2 separate regions of the Homo sapiens genome follow, and region 1 is linked to region 2. Evidence: chromatin loops called from intact Hi-C (ENCODE). Cell type or tissue: heart left ventricle. All regions are shown on one strand. Links, peaks and the distances in the headings refer to the core of each region. The heading gives the core; the rest is flanking DNA. Region 1 has its middle 72 kb from the start of ARL14EP. Region 2 overlaps MPPED2 (metallophosphoesterase domain containing 2).

Region 1 (7,347 bases), core at 1,364-5,363, 60 kb before region 2:
TTCAGGAAGTCACATGAAAAGGGTCTGCATTTTCTAGTCACACCAACCTGGATGCTAATCCTGGCTCTGCCAGTTACTAAGTGTGTAATCCAGAGCAAATTACCTCTCTAAGCCTCAGTTTCCTCATCTGCAATGGTACATATAATAGTAGTACATATAACTACTTCAAAGAAGTAGTTGTGAGAATTAAGGTAATTATGTAAAGCACCTGGTGTATGGTAGGTGTTCAAACTATACTATTTCTCTTCCTTCCACTTTGAATTTCTAACTTCCCACTTGAGTTCAAATAACAAATTCAACAACATTTTTGAACACTGGCATGTAGAAGATAGCGATTGACTCCCCTCTAATGGTTTCTTTGTTTGATTTTGGGGTCTTTGCCAGAAGCCACAAAAAGAATAAGCCTTCTCTCTCTTGAAATGTCAAATGCTTTTTTGTCCTTATTGACTGTTCTCACCGGTCTGTCTCTTTAAGGAAAAGGCCCTGAACAGGCTGCTTACCCCATTAATACTAAAGGCTGTGAGTTTTTCAGTTCCACTGAACTCTGTGTGACCTTCGCAGACAATAATTACTTTAACATAGGGTTAGGCAACAGCAACAAACTTGTCTGAAAATAAGCCAGGGCTTAAAATACAACTTAACCTGGGAGATTTAAGCAGGTAAAGAAGATGGCTTCTCTCCGGAATTGCTTCTTGATTAATCACCCCATCTGAGGTCGTTGGAAAAATGACAGTTTTCAAACAGGGCTTTAAATGTCTCCTGCTCTACTTTTCTACCCTGGCAGAAAGCCAGTCCCTGCAAGCCACTGGTTCTTAAAGGGGACGGGTTCCCTTGGATTTCCCTGAGCTGGAGCTCAGGAGCATGAGATAGTAATGGATAGACAGATGGGAGAGAGTGTTCATGCTCCCCACTTAAGGTTTGCTCACCTCCAAGATAGACTCAAGGAGCAGTCACTGAACCAGGAGGAAGGAAGCAGCAATATCTGAGGAAGAAGTGCCTATTTTAAAATGTGCTCAGGGTTTAAGGCAAAGTGTGTCCACTAGCTTCTTTCCAAACACTTTATCCGGTATCTTGCCTTCTATGCTTGGGTCCTGGCATTTTGTCAGCTTGGTTCAAGTCTTCCCTCTGTTCCTCTTGCTGGCCTCTTTCCATCCTAGGGTTCTTCCCAGCCACTACTTCCCTGAACATTCACTCCTTGTATTTGGGAACCTTCAATTTGTGCCCAATCTGGAGATCACCTCTCATCGACAGTTGTTTCTCTTTCTCAAATTAACTATGAGTCATGTGGGTCAGAGTCTTGCCTCTCCACCACACCTGCTGGGTACTCAGGACATCACTGGAAGCCCACAGCCAGTGTCCCACCCTCTGTGTCCTTCCTAATAGACAACCCTATCTCTGCTCTCACTACATCCTGGATACAGTCTCTAATAGACAACCCTATCTCTGCTCTCACTACATCCTGGACAGTCTCTGTGGTCTTTAGATGACTTTGGCTTTATCATCCAGGCCTAAAGCATGCCTCCAACTCAAAGGATTTTCAGACCAGAGTTCCATCTTGGCCTTGGGTAAGAGATTTTCCATAGAAAATTCCCTTCCCTTTATCTCAAACCAAATCAGCTCTGTCCAGGGATGGTTTGGCACAACCTCCTGCAATTTCCTATCCTGCTTACCTGAGTATGTATACCATCTGACATAGTATATAGTTACTATTTATTATAATATAACCTCCCAGGAGTTTTTGTTATGTTTAGAACTTCATCCTCTGTGCCTAAAACAATGTGAACACATAGGTAGTGCTCAATAAACATTTGCCCAATAAATAATAAACAAATTATATTTAAGGACTCCCAGAGTTCTGGGGTGTTATGCCTTGTTTATCATAAGTTAGAATGGCTTCTTGCTGGGATCATTTTTCAAAATATGTTTAATTTTATCCTGTTTTTAAAGTTAATGTACAGTTAATCTGACTTGTTTTTGGTGTGCAGTTCTGAGTTTTAACACAGTATAGATTTGTGTAGCCACTACCACAATCGGGATACAAAACAATTTTGTCAGCCCCAAAAACTCCCCTGTGCTGCTCTTTTGTAGTCATGCTTTGCCCCCATCCTAACCCCTGGCAACCACTGATCAGTATAGTTTTGTTTTCTTCAGAATATCATACAAGTGGAATATATCTTTTGAGACTGTCTTCTTTCACTCAGCATAATGTCTTTGCGATTCATCCAGGCTGTTGTGTGTACCAATAGTTTGTTCCTTTTTATTACCAAGTAGTATTCCACTTTATGGATGTGCAACTGTTTGTTTATCCCTTTACCTGCTGAAGGATATTTGGATTGTTTCAGTTTTTGGTGATTATAAGTAGAGATACTATAAGCATTTGTATGCAGGTTTTTGAGTGAACATGAGTCATCATCTCTCTAGGGTAAATATTCAGAAGTGAGATTGCTAGATCATCTGTAAATGTATCTTTAAATTCATGAGAAACTGCTAAGCTGTGTTCCAGGAGGCTCTACCATTTTTCATTTCTATAAGTAATGCATGGGGATTCCAGTTGCTCTGCATCCTTGTCAGCACTTGATATTATCAGGCTTTTTTTTAAATGGCCATTTTAATAGGGATGTAATGTTATCTCATTGTGGTTTTAATTTGCATTTTCTTAGTAGCTAATAAGGTCGGAAATCTTTTCTTATGCTTATTTGCCATCCACAGATCCTCTTTGGTTATGTGTTTATTCAACTTTTTACCCATTTTTAATTTGGTTGAATTTTAAGACTTCTTTATATATTCTAGCTACAAGATCTTTGTTTGATATGTGATGTGAAAATATTTTCTCCCACTCTGTAATTTGTATTTTTATTTTTTAAATAGCATACTTCACAGAGCAAGTTTTAAATTTCAATGAAGTTCAACTTACAAATTTTTTTCTATCAGGTATTGTATTATTGGTGTCATATGTAAGAACTCTACCTCATTCCAAGTTATGAATATTTTCTCCTGTTTTCTAGATTTATGCTTTACATTTAGATAATCCCTTTTGAGACAACTTACTTTTTTCTGCATGTGAAGTTAAATTGTTCAACACCATTTCTTTAAAAGACTGGACTTTCTTCTTTGAATTGTCTTTGCACCTTTTTCAAAAACCAATTCGTCATACTTGTGTGGCTTTATTTCTGGAATTTCTATTCTACTCCACTGCAGTATGTGTTTATCCCTTCACCAGTACCATAGTATCTTGATTAATGTGTATTTATCATAATTGTTCAAGTAGCATGAAGCCTCCAACTTTGTTTCTGAATCATTTTCTAACCACTATCATCCTGTGCTACAAAAGGAGAAGGAGAATGTGAAGAGAAAAATGGGCTTTTATTGAGTACTATGTGATAGCTAATGGACCATGGGGATTTACAGTATCATTTAGTTTTTAAAATAGTATATTCCAGGTCAGTACTATTTTCCCATTTTTGAAGATAAGATAACTGAACCCCAGATAATTTTAATAACATACCCAAGCCTACTTAGTTAATATAAGCCAGAGTTAGGACTCAATCCTAGGTCAGGTCAGGCTGACCCTCAAGTTCATAACCTTCCTACTACACAATGGTTCATGTCAACTCTTCTGGATTCTGGGGATATGGAGTAGACCTAAGAATACCTTGGATGCTCTGCATGGATTCAATTTTTCAAAAATCATTTATATTAGAAAGAAGCCTCTCATGAGTTCCCAAAGGATATTGTTCCCATGGTTGAGATGCAAACATATTCCTATTTATACAGTCTGAACAGACGGCTTAGTTTGGCCTCTTAAAAATACAGTGGTGAGTTAATAATCTAAGAGTAGATTGTCACACTGGCTACAGGAAGATAAATAATCAAGGATTATAAGTCTTTAATTTAATATAACTTATTCTCATTAATTAAATGCCAATTACCTGCTTGTCTTTCCTGGGAACTGGCCTTTGCAATCAATCTTTTCAGAAACGTTGTACACACATGTTCACGGAGGTATTAATATCACTCTCAAGATTTACAGGCACTGGACTCTTTGGCTTAAACCATCCTCAAACACTCTACACTGTAACCGCAGATAATCGTCATAAATTTCCTGATCTTTGACCTAACCGGTTCTTAAATTTCCATTCCCTAACGGGCTTGAGGAGATCGTATTTATCATACTGAGATGCTTGCTTTTAAGGACAACGCATTCCAGCAAGGCTCTGGATTTCAGATCTCTGATCCATCCTCCTACCTTGGGCTTTTGCTATTCACAACAGATGAGAATCCTTGGGGACTAAGAAAGGAACACTGTCCTCTGACTCCCCTGTGCAGGGACATAAAGCAAAATCATTCATTCATGGACAATATAACCTTGCAAAATATCTGGAGCAACTTGACCCCTCAGAAGCCTTTTGAATGCCCCACCTGCACTGATTTAAGCATTCAATGGCAGCAAATATCCACTGCTAAATATATTCCCACTCCAGCCTTTAGCAGCTGCCTGTATATACCTGCAGTTTTTCTTAAATTTCTTACCCTCTAGACTGCTTATTTCTTATGCTTAGACATAACTATACATTTTATGGTTGCTGTACATTTAAGTCTTGAAAGTTGTTGGTAGTTTGTGTTGCAGAACTGGTCTGGAATATGTGCCTTCTAATTCCATATTTCAGCTCAATGAAACAAGGAGAAAGAGAAGGAAACCAAATTTAATTAAGGAAAACCCAGGTTTACTTGCAAGCTCATAGTCACACCTTCCTACATCTGATCAGCTTCCACTCTTTTTTTCCCATAATTTCAATTTAGGTGCCTGAATAGAATTATCTCCATTTGAACCATGAGTTTGAATGCTCTTTTTTCAGTTTATTTTTAAAAATTAAAATAGTAATGCATACACATGCAAACTAGAATTCATAAAGTGTAGAAAAATAGAAAGGGAAAGTAAAATTCTTCCATTTCTTGTCCCAATCCTGGGGCAACTACTTTAGCAGCAATTAAAATTTACATGGTATGTTTATGCCTCAATTTCTGGATATATCAAATTAGGTAGTAACTAGTGATTCCCTGCAAAGAAAGACAAGACCACTAATATGCTCAATCTTCTATCTCTCTTCTTTATTCCTATATGTCACCCCTAATTTTTGTTAGGTATATTGTTATTGTCACATTTTCAAGGCTTATATTCTGTTCTGTAAGTGTAATTCAGTTTTAGTGCTTTGTATGTAAATTGTAACATTAAAAACCAACAATATTGTGGGTTGTGATTCAGAAAATATTATTTACTGTGAAATAAACTAATGTAATTAAGAGAAGTATAGAAGTTAAACCCTTAAAAGAGAAATTTCTAAGTTTCTCAAATGGATCCTCTTCCTTTTCTACCTTCTTTTCCATTTTCTGAGTCATACTTATCAGCCACTATTTCTTGTATGCTAGTTTGTTTTTCACTTTGGATCTTGTTATAAGTTTTCTGGAGCAACTCCTCTAGTAAATTTCATATGGAGTACACAGGTGGTAAGCATACTATAGTTCTTACATATTCAATAATGTATTTATTTTGCTGTTAAATTTGGTTGATATTCGTTGACTTCGTAATCATTAGGACTCAATTATCTAATTTTGGCGATACAAACTATAACATTGACTTAACTGTTTCACTGACTGCTCTAAGTTCATCGGATTGTTCTGAGATTCAAGGAAGATAAGTCATAAAACAACCACTGACATTCATAAAAGGTCTATATAAATGCTTGATAGTAGTAGCTCACATGTGTCAGGTACCATGCTAGGCAATTTACATTTGTTTTCTCACTGACTTCTTTCAACAATCCTGTAAGATCAGTACACTTATCACTCCCATTTTAATGATGAAGAAACAGGCTCCAAGAGATTAAGTAATTTGATCAATAAACACCTCACTAGCTAGTGGGGAGTAGAGTCTTGTCCTGCTGTTTTAACAAATCCCATGTTAAAAATATGATACTAAAAATGAAAGCTGTTTACCACCATTATCATCATCTGAGGTTCATTTTTTCAACCATGTACCCTGTGAACTGACAACCTTGTAATTAAAAATCAGTCTATTATGGGTCTTTAATGTAGACCAAACATCTTGCAAGATCTCTTAGCTTGACCAATTCCTTCCTTGACTTTGACCAATTCATTTCTCCAATTTGTAGGAAACAAAAGAAACTGGGATGGAGATTTGGTATTAAGTCATTATCCTTGCAGATAAACATGGTACTAATGATTCCTATCAGTACCTCAAGGGCTATGAATTATCACAGCTTTTTCTTCTTCCATAGCAGAGTTAAATTTGCCTCAATTCACTCATATTCTTTCAGCCAATCTCCACAGTCATGCTAATGAGTTACTAAGTGATAGGGCTGAAATTGTTTGGGACTGTGGATAAGAATAATGAATAATGAATAATGTTTATGAGATTCACCCTCAAAACTTGTCCTCATTAACACACTACTCTGACCCAAACTCTACCTACCCCACTCATTCCCATAAAGGGGTAGCTTTAGATCTCACCTTACTGGGGTTACCGTTTATTAGATCGGGGTGAACACATGACCTGGGGGTACCATTCATTCACTAGAAGAAAGCTGATCAGATGATTTTTTTACTAAGCTGATCAGATGGTCAGATGATTTTTTACTAAGAATCAGATAGAAGGTCCATGAACAACTACTGAGATTACATGAGGCTACTAAGTTGCCTGAAGATTCTTGGTTCTTTCCCTCTCTGGGCTTCTTGTTTCTTGAAATTTATTATGTCTGTATCCTGTAACAAACCTCTCTTTTATTGATCAAATTGGAGTAAGTTTTAGTTCCTTGCAATCAAACATCACCCAGCCAAGAGAAAGCTTTTAAACTTTCCTTAATATCAGAAAAAAACTCTCTGGAAGTACAAATATGCCAAAGTCCATCCAGTAAGGAGCATGAAATGGTATGTATCAGACTTGAAAGAGTTAACTTGCCAACCAAAAACTGAAAACTTGACTTCCTTCTCTTCAGTTGGGCCCAGGTTAATTTTGGTTGATGATAATGGTTATAAATGTTTTTTTATTTGAGAGGCATGGGACATACGTGATGAATGTGAGGACGATCATACATCTTATAAGGAGCTAATTGTTTGTGAAAGATGCTCCAAAAGTGACACACACAAGTCTGATATACCCTGGCGGCCAGCTCTTCTACAACAATTTCATTAAACCAACCACCATTACATGAAAACATAATGTGACAAAACAGATATTGTCCTCTTTGACCTTGGCAGGATATGGAAACATTAAAAAAAGATCCAATACTTTTTTTTTTAATAAACAACATTGTGAAGACCTAATCACCT
Region 2 (7,347 bases), core at 1,773-5,772:
CGTGGCTTCTTCATGCTAGCGTCACCCCTAACTAGCTGTAGGGGTCTGGGCAAATCGGTTCCCCTCTCTGGGACTAGACTTCTTTCTCTGTAAAGATGAGGATGGGGACTTTGACTACATGATCTATAAGCTGTCTTCCAGCTTTGAAACTCAATGTGAAGCTGTATCTCACCCCCTTATTTTTTTCTCCTTTTGGGCTTCCCTTCTTCACCTTTTAGCTGCTTTTGTTACATTCGAGGATTAGATGTCACAAAGCTTAGGCCCCTCTTGTCTAAGGACCTTGGCTGTCAAGACTTAGAAATGCAATTCCCACTGCTAACCTGGCCCCCCTGCAGTTTGAAGTGAGAGCTCAGACTGAGGGATGTGGTCTTTGCCAGAGGCAATATTTGTTATGATAGATAATGAAGATTCCAAATGCCCAGTGTCCTCTTATTTATCATTCAAACCTGGCTGATTCAAAGATTTTGCTAATAAGGAATCTTTAGGGCCAGAAGTACAATCTATTTGGAATCTCAGGAACCCCACCACTACCACCCTCACTCTCACTCCATGGGAGACGTTATTTTAATGATAAAAGAAGCCTGTATTTCAAATGTTCACTTAACTTTTACTATTTCCTTGTGTATTTCAAAAACATTAGAGAAACTTTTGAAAGAATACAACTGTTTTCTGCTGTAGGACTCATTATTATGCAATTTGAGGGGTGGGAGGGGACATTTTCAGGTGTCTGCGAATGACTGCAGATTAATTTCACTGACTGACAGGCTGCGGTGGGAAGTCAGCTGGAGATCTGGAGACAGCAGACCTATGCCCTAGTTCCAGCTCAATGCAATTGTGGGCAAGTCATTTAACCTTGATTTCTTAAATTGAGAATGGAATCACACCAATTAATTCGGCCTCAAAGAAATGTGGGAAGTAGGAGGGAGCCGTAAAACGATTCCCATTTCCTGCCTCTTCTCATTTTGCCCTTTTTGTTCACTTAATGCTGCCCAAAGCCACCTCAGCTTCACTTGTGGTCACTGTGGAAAGAAAGCAGAAAGCAGATTATTTCTCTTCTCTACTTAAAAATCTTCAAGGGCTTCTCACTGCCTAAGACTAAACTCCAAATTCTTGAGCTCCAAACAGAATCCTCCCTGCACCCAGCACTCTGGCTGCACTGACCCCTATGTGCCCTTTCCCCTTTCACCTCAGTCACCTTGATCTTGTTTCCTGTTCAGAAGGCCTTCCCTCTAGCACTGCCAAGGGTCCACAGTTGAGTCATCCTTCAAGATCTGGCTTAAACACGATCGTGTCTGTGGGCCCTGCCCAGGCCCATCCTGTGGCACCCATACCTTCTCCATTCCCACAGCACTCTGACTTTCCTTCAGGCGGTTCCTGCAGTTTTGTAATTCATGATGTTTCTGTGTTCCCTCTGCCTCACTACATCAGTATTTCTCTTGAGGTTTTTCGCATCAAAATCACTGCAGTGTTTGTGAGAAATGAAGATTTTGGGGTCCAACTCGAACTTACTAAGTCACACCTCTGGGGGTAAGGTATGTACTGCACACGCTAAAGCTTGAGAATGACTGCACTGGTTCATGAGCTCTGGAGTGGCAGGATTATGCCTGATTCACTGTTGTGCATCCAGATCTGTATCCTTTTCTTGAAAAAGCTGCCTTTGGTTGTCTTGAGAAAGATATTCTGTCTAGCAGTGTGAGGATACAGAAACCACTATTAGGATAAAAGAGCTAAGAGAGCATCGCTAAGTTTCTCTGCCAACATTATTCTACGTGGCTCTGCAAAAAGGATGGTGGAAACTTACAGCAAAAGAGGGATCTGGGAAAAAAAAAAGAGCCTTGGTGGGGGCAGCTAAAGATGGAGACATTGCAGAAAGGGCCCTTCTAGCTAAGAATGCCCAGCACATACTGCACCTTGCCCAAATGTGACTTCCTGATGAAGTTAGCAGGCATTTGCTGCAAGGATGCAAAATGAGTTATGTGCAGTGAGCATTGAAGGCAAACACAACCCTTGAACTTTTCTTCCCCCACTGAGAACATTAAATAAATATAAAAGACTAATCTCTCAGCAGCTAAAATTAAGCCTCTGGTGACCACCAAAATAGAAGCAACAGATTCCCTAAGACCTTGTGAGTTCGGGGTTCAAGCCTAAAGGGATACACTGTTATGTCAAATTGAAGACTCAGTCGAAGAAGACTCCACACCTCTAAAGCGTTCCAGGTTCAGAAAGATACTAAGGAAACTGCAGATGTGGATGGGTTGCCTCTAGATCATCTATTGGCTCTCAAGCTATCCTTCAATTTAGTCTTTTTCAACACTGATCTCTTTGAATTGAGGCTTTCCAGGAGCCCTAGCAAAATGAAGACGGAGACCACTTTATTTTATTTCTGGGACAATCAAATTTCTCTCCAATAGGGCAATTTCAAGACTGCCTGTTTTTGTAAATAGTGTACTGCAACCCCAGTGGTTAACGCCAAGCCCTACGTACCTACTTCTGGCTGCGTATGGAGACGTTCTCTCTGAATTCATTTCCTTAGACATTGGGGAAATAACTGATTTTTCCTTCCCATGGGGAAAATTGAATGCACAAGAATTTCTGGTCATTTTCTACAGTTTGTTCTGTGATTTCAAAATGGTAGATCTCATTGAACACTGATAAGATCAAGCAAAGAAGACTGGCTCTGTTTCCCCACTTGGCTTGAAAGGGCAAATGCCCTCCTGCTATGTCTAACTTGATTACTCTCTTCAAAGGCTGGCCAGGAATCTCAGACTAAGTCTTTCTGAGGCTGGCTTTGCCCTCCTTGAGGAGGGGACTGGGACCACATTTGAATGGCATTCACATGCAGCAGCAGGTATGAACAAGGAGGCTTTGAGGGCTCCAGGTGTGGCTGTGATATACAAAGGAGTTCTGGGGAGTGTCGTCTCTTTCCCAAAGAAGTCATCTCTGATCTTGTCATCTCCTGGCCACACACCCTTGTTTCATGCATTCCTCTGAGCAAACAACAACTTCCTCAAAAGATTCATTTAAAAGGGAGGGGGCTTCTTTTTACCTTGGCAAGGAGACTATTGTTGCTTGAAAACAAAAGGAATCTGCACCTTAATCCTGATGACATTTCTATAGGAACCTTATTTACAGTATGTCAAAATCCCGTTCTGCTCTTACAGCCTCATTAAATCTAAGCCTCATTTAACTAGTAGGACATTTTTACAATGGGTTTACTGGCGTACTGTGATAAATGGCTGTCTAACATCCTTCAACAATAGCCGGGCTACAGCCATAACCACGATGTGTATAAACACTACATCAGTTTAACAATACACAGTGCTGAATAGCAGGAAGTGAAGGCAAACATTTTCCCCGAGCATTTTTTGTATGTGTGGGGGTGGAAATAAAAGAAAAAAAATCACCAGAGGAAAAAAAATTATAAATTTTTTTTTACAAGTTTAATGTTTCTGCTGAGGATAATAAAGATGGCCTTTGAAAGTCATGACCTAGTTTAAAAAAAAAGTTGCCTGAAATTTGATAATTTGATCCCTGAAACATAAAAAGCGTTTGCAATAGAATGAAAATGACCCTGTTCTCTCTCCTTTTTAAAAAATCCTGTATCTGAAAAATGAATAGAATGGTGTGTGAATATATGCAGCTCACCCTTCTAGAGCTGAAATCCTGCTTGCTTATTCAAGAATATGGGTTAGGTTGCTGGGCAAATCAAAACAACTAGTGCTGGGCCAGATTCTGAAGACCAAAGCACTTAAAAAAAATCAGAGAGCCTATAAGCTCTTCATTTTTTATTCTGTGATAGAGAATCTAGCGATCATATTCCTATTCAAGACTGTTAGGGCCTCTTTCAGGTAGTTGTCAGTGCCAAAGGGTGGAGAAGCATAAGGTTTCCTAAATTAGAGAAGAAACTTAAATGTACTCAACACATTTAGATCCTGCCTGGATTTTCACTAGCCTCTGATTTAATTCCACACCAAATGCTACTGCATAACTGGACAGAGCAAAGCCTCTAGTATTTACACTGGAGGCTAAGGTCTGACATTCTGTCTAAATGAAATTTCCCAGTTGTCCCAAGAAGTTTTTACCTTGTTTCCATGCTAGCAGTTTGAAACGTCACTACATATTGCTGCAATGACAGGTGAGCAAAAACCAACCCTGGCTTGGCTGGTGCTCAGAGCAAACAGGCCTGGGAACCAGCCTACTGTTTTCTGCCCCATTCCTGCTGAGGCACTGGCCCATACTCTGTCCCACCAACCAACATCGCCAAGGGGGCCCACAAGCTCTGCCAGTGACCCTGTCAAAAGGCCAGTTAGCAGGGACTACAAGCAATTATCATGGAAAAGAGAAGACACTTGATCTCTCCTCTCTTTCTCTTTGTGCTTTAAGAAAAAAGGCTGCCTTCTGGAGTGAATTTTGGCAATAGTTCTATTTTTATTATTAAAATATACATTTGAAGCATAAAAGGTGTTTTCCATTCATACATTAAAAAGAAAAAGCTAAGTATATATCCTTATGTTACTCCAGCGCCCTTTGTTTTTTAATGCCAAAAGGTGGCTTCTACAACTTACGCTTTCCTCCCCATATGGGATGGTAGGCAACCAGAATTCATGCCTGTGCGCTTCATCAACGGTGTAAATCAATTAAGCATCCCGATTCTCCCCTGGAATGTGTCCCTTTCCAGATCAGCTTGGCTTAACATGATGAGGTATGGGAGCTCCCCACTCACAAAGGTAAAGAGCCCTCACCTGGGTAGTCCTACCATGCTCAGAACTGCCTCTGGGCACATGCAGCACTCGTTAACCTGACAGCCGTTCTGCTCTGCAAGATTGACATAGTGACGCTTTGACCAAGAGGCTCCATGACTCTGTTTCTCCACTCTAACACAGACAGGACGCTGCCCTGGGTAATGTTTCATCACAGCTTGCATTCAAAACCTCTGTGTCTTGCCTTTCAAGTACAGCATACTTTCTAAGAATTTCACTGTCTCTGCAGACATGTCTTTATTTGTCCTTTATAAATATTGCTTCTCTATGGAAAAGCTGCATTATATAAATAATGGAAGGAACCTACAGCCATTCCTTTAGTTTTGCTGGTCATTCTCAAAAATAAGGAATGAATGAAGAATCTGGGAAAATTCAACTGGAGAAGAGACGATTAAGGAAAATGCCAAGTTCCCTTTGACTATTTGAGGAGCTGTCTGACATGTGAACAAAGACATTAGATGGATGTGGGTTCAAAGAAAAGGGGTTTGAGTAGGACACATATCCTTAACTGATGAATGGTTCAGTTGAGGGGAATAAACACATGGCAATGAGCAGAAGAGGGACTGGTACCCAACCAACAAAAATCAATCTTGACCATATATGGGGTAACAGATGTTGGGGTCACATTCCATACATCACTTGGGCGGTAAAGCAGAGTTGATAAATTCATTCATTCTCATTTTCTTTCTCTCTTTCTCTGTGTTTCTCCCCAATCCTGTGTGTGTGCGTGTGTGTGTGTGTCTGTGTGTGTGTAGTACAGGACTGTTGTAGAGGAATCCATGTACTTGATGGTTAGATAAACTTTAAGCAATATTACAATCCTGATATTCTGTAACCCTAAGAATCAAATAGAAAGAGGACTAAAAAGAAGTAGCCTAGCACTCACTTTCTGTTTTTTAGCCCAGTTTTTTCTCATGGGTACAGAATATTCTGGACCTTTCCAGTGCCTTAAACAGTGCCATAATGGTTTCATATATAAGACCCTTTACACTAGCACTGTCTTTCCAGGAAGGTTAGGCTCTTAAAGCACTCCATGGGCACTAATTATTCATGCAATCATACAGCTAGCAATAAGAACAAAAATGGTTTGGAATGACAAATACTTCACAATAGGAACTAATTCACACCTGGAAAAAAGTGATCCGTATTCCTGTTAAAAATTAATACTTCATCAAGAGGAGTAAGCTATAGAGAGAAAATTCCATTCCTGGTGGGGGTCAATCTTCTTCTCACTCTTTCTTTGATAAATTTTCTTCTCTGTCCTTTCACTTATATGACTTCTGTTGGTCTGGGGAAAAAGCTTATCAGCATTTATGGAGTACAGCAACATGCTTTGAGAATGCACATCCAGCAATGTTCCCTGGACATGTTCTAAAGGAACTCTGAGAACAAGAAAAAGTGGAGACACAATAAGGGAGAGGTTTCCTGCCCTGGTCTGTGACAGGTTCCAATAATGAAGGGGCTGGATCCTTACTGATGTCATAAGCCCGTACTATAAAAGCTCAAAAAGAGCTTCGCATTTATAGATGAGTCTGGCATTTTGACTTCCTAATTTTCCAAAAAAAAAAAAAAAACAGTTCCTTCTTTTTAAATTGCTGAAAGCTGATATCGCAAGAAGCTTAAAATTACCCCCTTTGTATTTTCAAATTGTTGGTATGTGTCCCAAGTTTGCAAAGTTTCAAACTCTAATAATACCAACAAGTAAAGAAAGATCCATGAGCTGGTATTTACTTGGTGCCCATTAAATTCCAGGAATCGTTACATGTAAGATCGTATTTAATCCACAAACTAGTTATTTCACAACCTTTATGTTGATAAGGCTCAGAGAGGTAAGGTAACCTGCCTAGGGTTCCACAGTTAATAAATTCCCAAACCAGGATTTGAACATAGTTCGGAGTGCAAAGGTCATGCCCTTTCAAGTACACTGCAAAAAAGTTCACAATATATGCTGTTTGGGTATTCTAGAATTAGTAACAAGAGTCATCTGGGGTTTACTTGTGGCCAGCCAAACTCATACGTGAGTCTCCCCAGAATCTCTGTCCCCAGATACAATTTGATGACACATATGAATCAATCCTAACACATTAAATTCCTAATGTCCAAATGTTGAGAGCAACCTCTGCTGCTGCCGTACCAAATACTTATCGGGCAGGGCTGGAATGTAAGAAATGGAGCCCCACATACGATAAGCAATTCATGCCACAGTGCAAGGAGCTCTACTGTGAGAGCTGAAGCCCCAGGCTCTCATGTGGGCTCTTTCAAAGCAGCATCTCCAATTTGTTCCTCAGCTTATTTTCTCTCGTGCCTAATGAGAGATTAAGATGAAATGATCTCAAAGGGCCTTTCTAGTTCTATGCATGGAGAAAATGTTTTGAGGGTGGAAGAGAAAAAGTTAGAAAATAAAGAAGGAAATCATAAGATGCTAGAGATGGAAAGAAACACTGAGATCAGAGAGTACAACCTTGCCATTTAAGTACGAAGAAAGTGAAAGTCAATGGGAAAAGAGGACACCCTAAATTATGGAACCAGTAATTGAACCATGTATATAATTGGAGTCTCCCTAAGTTTCACATCAACCCTCATTCTA

The links. A loop is a pair of places that touch in the nucleus more often than their neighbours do. Peaks named below come from ENCODE experiments on the same cell type or tissue, not always from the same donor. Only the 100,000 strongest peaks of a DNase experiment are listed, where the experiment ranks them.
Region 1: it touches region 2 in a loop (1.8-fold over the local background); 1 of 110 quality-filtered maps calls a loop at or near these places.

Annotation. Positions count from the first base shown.
Region 1 is chr11:30,391,857-30,399,203 of GRCh38, forward strand. It overlaps a transcript of MPPED2 not described here. Among named protein-coding and RNA genes, the nearest start is that of ARL14EP, 72 kb to the left of the region's middle. In heart left ventricle, for the core only: no CTCF peak of the experiment used is centred there; no DNase peak of the experiment used is centred there.
Region 2 is chr11:30,451,065-30,458,411 of GRCh38, forward strand. All of the region lies in intron 4 of MPPED2 (metallophosphoesterase domain containing 2), which reads right to left. Among named protein-coding and RNA genes, the nearest start is that of MPPED2-AS1, 130 kb to the right of the region's middle. In heart left ventricle, for the core only: no CTCF peak of the experiment used is centred there; no DNase peak of the experiment used is centred there; H3K27ac peaks cover 310 bases.